Regions from separate parts of the Homo sapiens genome. Here region 1 is linked to region 2. A link is a contact called in ENCODE Hi-C or POLR2A ChIA-PET data. All regions are on one chromosome and are shown on one strand. The core of a region is the stretch at or near the end of the contact, and the rest is flanking DNA. Distances in the headings are between cores, read along the strand shown.

What was found. Hi-C counts contacts between places; a loop is a spot of excess contacts on that map. ChIA-PET counts read pairs that join two places held with the same protein, here RNA polymerase II (POLR2A). Pooled maps may share reads with other maps.
Region 1: a loop to region 2 is called in a map with no recorded cell type, with 7 times the contacts of the local background. The contact joins two enhancer-like sites. A Hi-C loop is called at or near these places in 11 of 168 maps with a recorded cell type or tissue (HepG2, IMR-90, PC-3 and 8 more), 1 of 37 single-sample maps with no recorded cell type and 15 of 50 pooled maps. POLR2A ChIA-PET finds 5 or more read pairs at or near these places in 5 of 52 experiments (A549, AG04450, BJ and 2 more).

What each region holds. Positions count from the first base shown.
Region 1 is chr6:154,445,628-154,451,297 of GRCh38, reverse strand. CNKSR3 (CNKSR family member 3) reads left to right here. Exons shown (of 13, transcript NM_173515.4): 2 at 1,040-1,203. Among named protein-coding and RNA genes, the nearest start is that of CNKSR3, 62 kb to the left of the region's middle. Within about 2 kb of position 2,402, at least 8 of the 41 ENCODE cell types and tissues checked have a DNase peak (open chromatin) inside an H3K27ac peak, as active enhancers do; they include ascending aorta, where a contact is called at or near this core.
Region 2 is chr6:154,399,976-154,405,486 of GRCh38, reverse strand. CNKSR3 (CNKSR family member 3) reads left to right here. Exons shown (of 13, transcript NM_173515.4): 13 at 1-5,511. Among named protein-coding and RNA genes, the nearest start is that of IPCEF1, 46 kb to the right of the region's middle. Within about 2 kb of position 1,531, at least 6 of the 41 ENCODE cell types and tissues checked have a DNase peak (open chromatin) inside an H3K27ac peak, as active enhancers do; they include ascending aorta, where a contact is called at or near this core.

The DNA.
Region 1 (5,670 bases), core at 1,153-3,652, 45 kb before region 2:
CAGGGTAAAATGTTATTCCAGTAAAATTATTAAAACAAGTTCTCTGTACAGGAATAAGAATTCTCAAGTTCTATTTGGCTTACTCGTTTTAGTCATTATATACAAGCATTAAAATACGGCACTTTTGGCCATAGTGTTTGACCTGGAAAAATTCCCGTAAGCGAACCCATTTACCATGCCTTTCTATGTGGTACCACTGCTGATACCTGTCTCCTTTATAGTCTGTATTTATAAGAACTTTTTCAGTTGCAAGGGACAGAGATTCGACACAAACAAGCTTAATCTAAAAAGAAAACTTATTTAAACTTAAGTGAAATATTCTAGGGCTAGAAGTATCTTTATTAAGCAAGGTTAGATCCAGGGGCATATAGGATATTATTGGGGGCATTTTCTCTCTCTCTTTCTCAAATGGATTTATTCTCAGAAAACTGATGAGAAAAATGACTGCCAGCATTGCCAAGGTTTATCTTTTGACTTCTGATTGGAAAGTAAGAAAGAGCTTCTCAGTTCTTGTGTCCATATATCAAATATCAAGGAAGATTCTGATTGGTTCTGCTTGAGTCACATGTCCATCCCTAAACCTGTGACTGGCTGGTGTATAGAGCACTACGGGAGACCTGGCCATGTGCCACCCACTGTGGCAAGGCGTCTTGACTGGCAAGCTCCCTGGGATTACGTGGGATGGGAGGGATGATGTCCCAAAAGAAGGGTTGCTTAGCAAACAGACAGCATGTCTGGTCTAGATAATTAGCATTTTAAGTCAACAGGGGTTTGGTGTTTATTCCTTTAGTTTACAGGGAATGAGAAGGTAACTATCATAAAATTCTGTTGGATCACTTGAGAATGTTAAGCTGCCCTTGAAAACCTGTTTGACATGTCATGCAAAAGTGCCCATCAGGTGCAATAGGCCTCACATAGATAACCAGATAGTGGCATCATAATTGTTGATTGCTGAGATTGATGTGACATGTGGGCAGTTTGCAGGGGGTGGGTAAAGGAACAAAATGGCAATAATGGGACTTCTGATTGTTTTTGGCAGGGTTGGATGACTGCCTGCAACAATATGTCCACAAGTTTGAACGAGAGAAGATCAACGGCGAGCAGCTGCTGCAGATTTCCCATCAGGACCTGGAGGAGCTGGGGGTCACACGGATTGGACACCAGGAGCTTGTGTTGGAGGCTGTGGACCTTCTCTGTGCACTGGTTAGTTCAGGAAAAGACGGTCTGTACCGTGATGACGTTCTTTAGAGCCTTGCTCTCTTAAGCCGTCATTGTTTGTGATTTAGCATATCACTCTTTCCTTAATGCTCCATCAAAATAAAACATGAGCTGAAGATACTATAGGAAGGGGAAAAATAAGTTATTTTCTACATTAAAGGTTGGCAAACTATGGCCTGCGAGTTAAATCTGGCCCACTATCTATTTTTGTAAATAAAGTTTTATAGGAACACAACCATGTCCATTCACTTACGTGTTTGTGACTGCTTTCTTGCGACAGTGACAGAATTGAGTGGTTGTAACGGGACCACATGGTTCCCCCAAAGCCTAAAATATTTATTAACTTGTCCTTTACAGAAAGAGTTTGTCTTTTTCAGAAAATCTCTGTATTAGTCTAATTTTCTTTTATAAGGAAAAAATGATGGAAATACTCCTGAATGAAAATGTCACCTTCTGGCGAGGCGCAGTGGCTCATGCCTATAATCCCAGCACTCTGGGAGGCCGAGGCGGGTGGATTGCTTGAGTCCAGGAGTTTGAGACCAGCCTGGGCAACGTAGCAAAACCCTGTCTCTATTAGAAATACCAAAAGTTAGCCAGGTGTGGCTAGCACGCACCTATAGTCGCAGATATTCAGGAGGCTGAGGTCAGAGAATCACCTGAGCCTGGGAGGTGGAGGCTGCAGTGAGCAGAGATCGCACCACTGCACTCTAGCCTGGGTGACAGAGTGAGAACCTGTCTCAAAAAAGAAAAGAAAATGTCATCTTCTAAATTGAAGTGAGAAATAGGTTCTGATTTTCATGTCTGATTTTGTTACTATAAAAAGCGGTTGAGTTTCACAGATATTTGTGATATTTAAATAACTGATATTTGCACTTGACATGACCTATAAAATGGGAAAAAAATGTGGCCTTCATTACATTTTGTAGATGATGGGTTTTGGCTTTAACATGAATGAGTAAAATCCTGCTGGGTCCTGACACTAGAATCACATGGGTAGCTTCGTTAGGTGTGGGCCAAAAACACCTGTAAGGACATTTTGTTTATAAATTGGTTAGTGTGGGTGGGATTCAAGTCTGCCTGTCCCGGTGCCAGGCTAAAGATGCAGTTTACTTAACTGTCAGGATTTGGACAAACTCGACAGCATTCAGGCTGGGTTAGTAATGCCCTGAACCCCAGCCAGGGGTATATACAATTACATCACTGAGAATGGTGGGAAAGAATGTGCTGCTGATGATTTTGCCGTCGCTGGTCTGCGTACTGTTGATTATATAACACTTGCTGCATTGTGTGTATTCTTCTTCTTAAAATGGACAGAGCCTTGTCTTCTGCTCTGAGATGTGCTGCTCTTGTTTAGGAAAGTAATGGGGAAATTATTTGTAGTTGATAAATGAGCTGCCGCCTGGGAGACGCTATGGCCAAGTAGTCTGAGCACGGGTCTGGGAAGCAGGAATTTGCATTCTAATCCTGGCTCTGCTACATGCTACTCCCTCTGTGACCTCTGGGGAAATGGTGATGTCTGTTTTTCCCATCTGTACAGTAACGCTCACCTTAGATGTGGCTGTGTACTATTGTGTGTTTTGCACTGCCCAGACATCTAAGCATCCTGTTTATTACCGAAACTGTATTTTCTTTTTTTTTTTTTTTTGTACAAACGTGTTTGAGTTTACTTTTATTATACTTTCTGGGAACATGGCTTTTCCGTCTTTTCTGCTTGATGTTTTGCAAATTGTCTCTTTCACTTTGCAGTAATACTTTGAGGACAGGTAAATTTACTTGGAAATCCAAAGTAAGAGAGGCAGGAAGGGTCAGCTAGAGACGCATCACATGCATCAAGTGGGATGATAAACGTAACAGCTGCCTCTGGGCATTCTCTTTGCTTTTTCCTCTTCTCTACCTCTTAGAGCATTAGGCTAAAATGAACAAAGCTGGACAAATGCCAGAACCTAAAGCTGTGTTTTATCTCCTACAATTTCCTTCTAATTTCCTTTGTAGACCAAGCTTTGACCTCAGACTCATTCTGGACCTGCTCTGTGCCAGTGACTACATTGGACAGGGGGGGTCACTTAGGGGTTCACAAAAGAGTGTGGATTATTTTAGTGAGTTTTACTAAAATGTCTTTAGTCTGGATATAATCTCCTTTTTGAATATTCTTATTATAATTCATATACTAATTATACTGTCTTTTTAATCCATTTATAGCATATAGATCTTTGGATATATAAATTGGTGATGCTTTGAACAGAACATCTCCAGGGCAGTTAATGTGTAAATGCAGTTGGCCTTGGTGTTATAAAAGAGGTTTCTATGTAAACTTAGTTTAGTGGATGTTGATTTTATGATAGACAGGAAATGAATATAATTAAAAGTAAGGAAGGGGGAGGGGAGAAACAAAACCACTGGAAAGTATCAATGTAAGGAGAGGGGCAGATAGATGGGCAGGAACCTAAAATAGGAAACAGCTATTAATGAAGATTCCAAAACTGGTGAGCAGTGGCTCACAAATTAGCTGGTCATGGTTAGAGAGCAATGAGAGAAACCATCTTTTGTGAACATTGACTTTGGCTGGCAGTCGTGGCTTAGGAGAGTGATTTGTATTATATGATGAGACCAGGACCACTTTCCCAGATTGAATTAGAATCTGTACCCAATTTTTCTTCCTCTCTCTGGGTAGAGGGTACCTGAGACCGATTATAGAGCTGCTCTTTTCAGTAGGATAGCTGTTACCCAATGTGACTGTCTAAATGAAAATCAACTAAAATAAAAAAAAAATTCAGTTCCTCGGTTGTACTAGCAACACTTCAAGTACTCAGAAGCTCCATGTGGCTAGTGGCTACGATATTGGACAGCACAGATAAAGAACATTTTCATCTGTGCATAGAGTTCTGTTGGCCAGTACTGGTCGAGAGGGTGTGATTGAGAATAACCAGTAAGAATAACCAATAAGGATAAGTATGACTGTGGCCGGGTGCAATGGCTTACACCTGTAATCCCATCACGCCTGTAATCTCAGCACTTTGGGAGGCCGAGGCAGGCGGATCACAAGGTCAGGATATCGAGACCATCCTGGCTAACATGGTGAAACACTGTCTTTACTAAAAATACAAAAAATTAGCTGGGTGTGGTAGCGGGTGCCTGTAGTCCCAGCTACTTGGGAGGCTGAGGCAGGAGAATGGCGTGAACCCAGGAGGTGGAGCTTGCAGTGAGCCGAGATCATGCCACTGCGCTCCAGCCTGGGCGACAGAGTGAGACACCATCTCAAAAAAAAAAAAAAAAAAAAGATAAGTATGACTGTAACCTGTGTTCTTTGCCAAGTCAGTGAGGCCCTAGTTTACTGAACACCAAGGCATGGGCAGCTGTGTTTTGAAGGTTGAAGGAGGTTGAGAAATGAACAGAGTTGGAATTGATGCATGTGTTAAATGATGCTACCTAGACTTGGGGTTAAATGAAGTACCTGTCATGAATCTATGGGCCTAGAGTGCTTATGCGCACTGGTATACCTCTGAGATTATTTGTTGTTTATTATTCACCCAAGGCAAATCATTTAAACATGTTATCTTTTTTATGAGAAGAAATGCAGGAACAGGAATTTTTGCTGGCAAGTTGTATTTAACTTGATCTTGCTTATGAGCTTATTTAAAAATGCCTTAGGAAAATTGTGAACTATATTTCTTAGGTTGTCTCTTAATTGACCCAAGTCAATAAGATGGCTTTGATTTTGTGTCTCTGGCACACCTTAATCACACGTTAGATCACGAACAGAGCTAGTAGGAATGGAGAAGATGGTAGAGAAGAAGTTGTGTAAGGTGTGTCCTTAGCTAAATGTGTATAATTTTAAGACTTTTTGCTTTCCTTTTCTCCCATTTAGTGTATGGTTTCTCTAGCCAGATCAGGAAAGGATCCCGGATGGTGAACCCTAGGAAGTGAGATCTCAGTGGAAGGGTTTTAGTAGGTGAACAGATTTTCAGAAACTCATTGTGTTACTTAATTTGTATCTTTTTGATGCTTTATCTCAAAGCAGTTTCTGAAGGAGACAAGTTTTGGGGAAAAGACTGGTGAAAATAATTAATCTGGTCTGAGAAATTATTTATTTTCGGTCTTTATGGGGCACTTAAGTCAATAATCCTTTCCTGATTATGCTTCTACAGTAGAGGTTCTTTAGAGCTACTATAATCAGTTTCTTGTTCTCTCTTTAATGTGGAATGGGGTCGAAGGGAAGGAACTTTCCTTTCTTCTTCTCCTCCTTCCTTCTTTTAAAAATTCTATTCTAGCTATATTTATTCATCTTTCTAGGTCCATTATTTGTTTTGGGGAAGAAAAAGAGCAAACTGAGTGGAAAATGAAGAGAACCAGTTATAAGAAGCCACTCTACCCCTTTATTTCAGTATTAAAAGTGGTATGTTTTTAGAAGATTGAGGTTTAAAGTTTCTTGCAACAATAAAATGCTCTTAATCC
Region 2 (5,511 bases), core at 282-2,781:
TGCTAATTAGAAATATCTTGGAAAGCCTCATGGTCACTAATTTTCAACTAGCATCAGGTATTTTGAAAACGTGTGTCTGGATATTAACTCTTGTTTAAACTGAATGTATGATATTTTGTTAGAATGGAAAAGTACTATCTTGTTAATTTAAGTATTTTAAATATAGTTGTATATTTTTCTTACTCTTAGTCACCTGTAATTGAAATATTTCTGTTTTGCGTCATACACGAAGCTAGTGAAAAAGAAAGTGCAAGGCATTTTCAGATGAGCAAGTGACTATCGTGGCTGTTGCCAGCAGGGCAGTATTGTTAAAAAAAATCAAAATAAACCCTCCCAAGCATTTTGGGATTTTATGGATTAGAAATGGAAGAACAGGAGAAGCATATGCAAAGTGAAATTGCACGAGGGGAATTTTCTGAGGTATCTTCCTAGGCAGAGCCGAAATCTCCTACTCCAAAATGCCCTTTCTCATACCACCGGAATTGTTGAGTTTGCTGAACTGCCTGGAATTCAGCCCATGAAAATCACTGGAGTTAGGAAACATCTTCCCTTTAAAATGCTTCTGGTGTGGTTAAAGGAACTAGCAACCACTCATGTATAATTACTGTGACTGAATTCAGTCAGGCTGGTTTTTTTTGTTTGTTTGTTTGTTTTTGAGATGGAGTCTCAATCTGTCACCCAGGCTGGAGTGCAGTGGCGCAATCTCAGCTCACTGCAACCTCCACCTTCCAGGTTCAAGCGATTCTCCTGCCTCAGCCTCCCATGTAGCTGGGATTATAGGTGCCCGCCACCATGCCTGGCTAATTTTTGTATTTTTAGTGGAGACGGGGTTTCACTACGTTGGCCAGGCTGGTCTCAAACTCCCAACCTCAACTGATCTGCCGGCCTCAGCCTCCCAAAGTGCTGGGATTACAGGCATGAGCCACCACACCCGGCTCAGTCTGGCTGTTTTCTTCTCTACCTCTAAGACAACTGCCATGAAGATCTGGTATTTCGGCCTGGCGCAGTGGCTCATGCCTGTAATTCCAGAACTTTGGGGGGCCAAGGTGGGTGGATTACCTGGGGTCAGGAGTTCAAGACCAGCCTGGCCAACATGGTGAAACCCTGTCTCTACTAAAAATCAGCTTCGCATGGTGGTGGGCACCTGTAGTCCCAGCTACTCGGGAGGCTGAGGCAGGAGAATCACTTGAACCCTGGAGGCGGAGGTTGTAGTGAGCCAAGATCAGGCCACTGCACTCCAGCCTGGGTGACAGAAGGAGACTCTGTCTCAAAAAAAAAACAAAAAGAAAAAGATCTGGTATTTCATGGAGACATGGAGACCCAAGGGTGTTTGGCAGATGGAGAGAAGAGGCTTGCAGTGTGTGACCACAGGGTGTTCAACACACTAGGAGGGTGGGGTGTGGGCTGGGGAGGTCTCGTGTAGGGCACTGGTGATGAGGAGGGAGCTGTGTACGAGGGGCGAGCCAGCCCTGCCTGTTTTACTCTTGTCTTGAGCTGGCTTTATGCCCAGGAAGTGGGTGGCAACATCTCCTCTTACTCCCCAGATTGTGGGGAGAACTCTAAGAGCTGTAGTTCCACTGGATGATGAGTTAAATCACTCTGGAGGCCTTAGCTGGCTGGTGAGCTCTTTTTCTGTGGGGAAAATGCCACTTGTGAATTGAACAGCCATCCTTTAAGTGAATATTCGGCAGTCAGTCTTCATTATAGGCAGTGGCCAACCAGATTGGTGCTTTTCAGCCTTTGTTCCCTGGAGTCCCAGGACCCGCGAGAGAAGTTCCTGGCTCCTCTACTTGCAGTCACCCTCCACAGCTTCATCTTTCTTTTTATTTGAGGTTTTCTCCTGAATTGTGTTTGAAAAATATATTGCTGCTAAAAAAAAAAAACCTTTGTAAACCTCTACTATGGACATACATAAATAATAGTTTAATATGGATTTCTTAGAAATTAATGGAAACTGCTTGCCTCAGTAGTAATCCAGGTTTAATTGTGGACGTGTGTTCACATATGAAGTTGCTTGATGATGCTTTTTGACAGGATTCTTTATTTTTATTTCTTTAAAAAAAATTTTTTTTTTTTTCTGAGACAGATTCTCACTCTGTCACCCAGGCTAGAGTGCAGTGGTACAATCTCAACTCACTGCAGCCTCTGCCTCCCAGGTTCAGGCAATTCTCCTGCCTCAGCCTCCCAAGTAGCTGGGATTACAGGTGCCCGCCACCACACCTGGCTAATTTTTGTATTTTTAGTAGAGATGGAGTTTCACCATGTTGGCCAGGCTGATCTTGAACTCCTTGACAGGATACTTTACAAGAGTGATTGTTAAAACTCTCCCAGACACAACTCAACACCTACCCCTATTATAATATTTTATAGCATCACTTTTCAATCTTCAAATGAAAATCATGGATGATGAAGCTTACCTTCACTCATAAAAACATCACTCCATTTACTATTCTGAAATGAAACTAGCAGGTAATATAACTAGCCTCTAAAACATACCCATCAGTGACGTTCTAACTGAAACAGATAAGATATTTTATAATGAAATAATTATTTTCATATGTACATATTCTAGCATGGTTATATTACAAGATGTAATTAAACTACTAAGCAGGGCACATACTTTGTATGTGTGTGTATAAATATAAATATGTGAAAAATCACCATGAATGTGGTAGTTACCAATTCAGACCTGCTGCATTGGCAGTTCAATACCAGGAAAGGGGTCGATGTCAGCAGTATGATTTTCTAAAATGTGGCCAATTCTTTAGATAAAGTTCTAGGCATACCTAGTCTGTAATGGCTTCACTCATATAGTGCTTGCTGTGTGCCTGGCATTGTTCTAATACCTTTCTAATAAATCTATGAGGTGAGTACTGCTGTTAGTCCCGTTTTGCATATGAGGGAGTTACCCAGGTTATGTGCTAGTCATCCTGGTTATGTGCTAATAATGGCAGAGCTGGGATTAAAATGAAAGCAGCCTGGCTCTGGCTTTCTTGCTCATAATCACTCAGTATATAGGCTTCCTTCCATTTATAGAATTCTCTCATTGCATTCTTGAAAAATCCAAAGCATATTAAAACTGGGCTGAAAATTCTGTGTGTTTATATATAAAATGAAATGAGATCATAGATTTGTTATTGTAAACTGAGTTCCCATCTATATGAATATTGGGCGGGGCAATTGAAAGTTGTGTTGATGAGTCAGCTCTTTGTTGTGAGGGCTGTAAGCTGCAGGGCTTGTGTATCACGCATGCTCCAACAGGTTAAATCTCAGTAGTGGCCGCCCATCAGTGGCACCCCTAACATGCTCACATTTCCAGAACTGCCTCTTGGGCGGAGGTGGGGGAGGGTACCATCTCTTTCAGAACAAGTATTTTAAAAGAAATCCTGTATCCTCCTTAAGTAGTATTTCAGTCTATATATTTGTCCATTTCCTATCTCTGCTTCTCTCTCAGTTCTTTCCCCACCAAACCTGAAATTTCAGAATCTATTTTGTGGGCTTTCTTTTTTTAATTTTTTCCCTGGAAGACCATGAACATTCCTCTTTAGGTTGTTAGTATTGCAGCAAACCCTGAGGTATTGACACAAAACTTTTCATCCGCCAAAGAGCTCGAGTAAGTAAATCTGTCTGACATTTGAATGTCACCAGCAAAGCATGAGACTCATGCTGCCTTTTGCCACCATAGGCATGAATGGTATGGAGAAGTAGGCCTGACTTGTTTTCTTCTATTGTAGATGAGATTAGTTTTGTAGACCATTAGTTCACATTTTGCTCCTACCCTTGTGCATAAAATCACTGCATCATTTCCGTGGGGATGAGACTACTGCAAGCTACTTCCTTGGAGATTCTGTGGAAGATGGACATCTTAAAAGTAAACTACTTTTGGTATGACTGCTCATTGGCTTGGCCAGTGATACTTGATGTTATTTATTTTGTGAGTTACTCTGTGTCTTAATCAGCTCAGGCTGCAATAACAAAATACCATACACTGGGTAGCTTAAATGACAGAAATTTCTCACCGTTCTGGAGGCTGGGAAGTCCAAGATCAAGGTGAGTTCCTGGTGAGCACCCTTACCCTGGTTTGCTGATAGCCATCATCTTCCCATTGCATCCTTACATGGCAGAGAGAGAGAAAGGAAGCAAGCAAGCTCTCCTTTCCCTTCTTGTGAGGGCGCTAATATTCATGAGGGCTCCACCCTCAGGACCTACTCACTTCCCAAAGGCCCACTTATGGTATTAGCTCCGCCTCCTAATACCATTGCTTTGGAGATTAGGGTTTCAACAGATGAATTTTGGGAGGACATAAACATGCAATCCATAGCACTCTGCTTTTGTATATTTTTCAAACCTTTCATGCTAATCAGCTGGAAGGTGAATATTTTAAAATCTATTTTAAAACTGGCTTAAGGAGCACACAAAAGCTGATTTCTGATGTTTCTTCCAATACGTGGAAAATTTTGCATGATGTATTAACCCCTAGTTAGGGTCCCTCAACCCCAGTTGAGGACCTCAACACACATTTGGTAATACCTAAGGGAATTTAAATATATATTTTGTAGCCTATAGCATATGGAATTAGAAAAAAATTAGTCTCTTTACTGTAAAATTTACCTTTTAATTATTTGGAAATTTCACAATTGCCAAGTTTCAACTTAAAGTTTCTATTTATTTGGGGCCAGAATTATTGCCAGAAGTGTGCTAATTTGACAAAGGGTACCTTTTACATAAGTAAAGGAAAAAGTGATTACATCATGTTCAGACCTGCTAGAGGGCCTTGTTTTTCCTCTAGTTTTAGGGGTGTGGAGTCTGTCCCAAACCCTATATATGTGTGCATTTGTGTATGTAAAAGACAAATTTTTTATACTCAAAAGTTTGTCTTAAATAATGGCCTATGGCCTACTGATTTGGATAGAGGAGAGAAATTTTGTCTATAAGCAACAAAAAATGCTACACAGCCAGGAGACTGTCACACACAGTTTTTCAGAACCTTTGGGCCACATACTGCACTCCCCTTCCATAGAAATACACATGGGGTCAGTGATTAAGGACTCAATTCTGGTTGTGACTTGGCCATCCATAGGCATATTCTAAAGTTCTATGGCAACCTTTATGAAGCTCGTCTTCTGAGTTGATCACCTGTTCATGCGCTGCCCATTTACAACATACCTCAGGGATTAAAACGTGAGGCTACACCTAAGGAAAGTCGGTCCTAATCCTGCGTTTCCTCCTGCATGTCACTGACCATTGGAGTCACTGCTCTCTGAGGAAGACAGTTTACAGCCTGAGCATTCATGTCACGCTCACAGCCAACCTGTTACTTGCTGGCCTCCTTTACCAAGCTCCTTGTTTCATGAAGAAGTTGTGAAACTGAAGTTGGAGGAAAAAAATTAAGAAATAAACCTCAAAGGTATTTAAAAGGGCAGTAGAGTAATTACTCCTCACACCCAGGGATAAGGATATTCTCATCATTTTCTCTCCTCTTGCCTGGAGCATAAACATTCAGATGTTTGT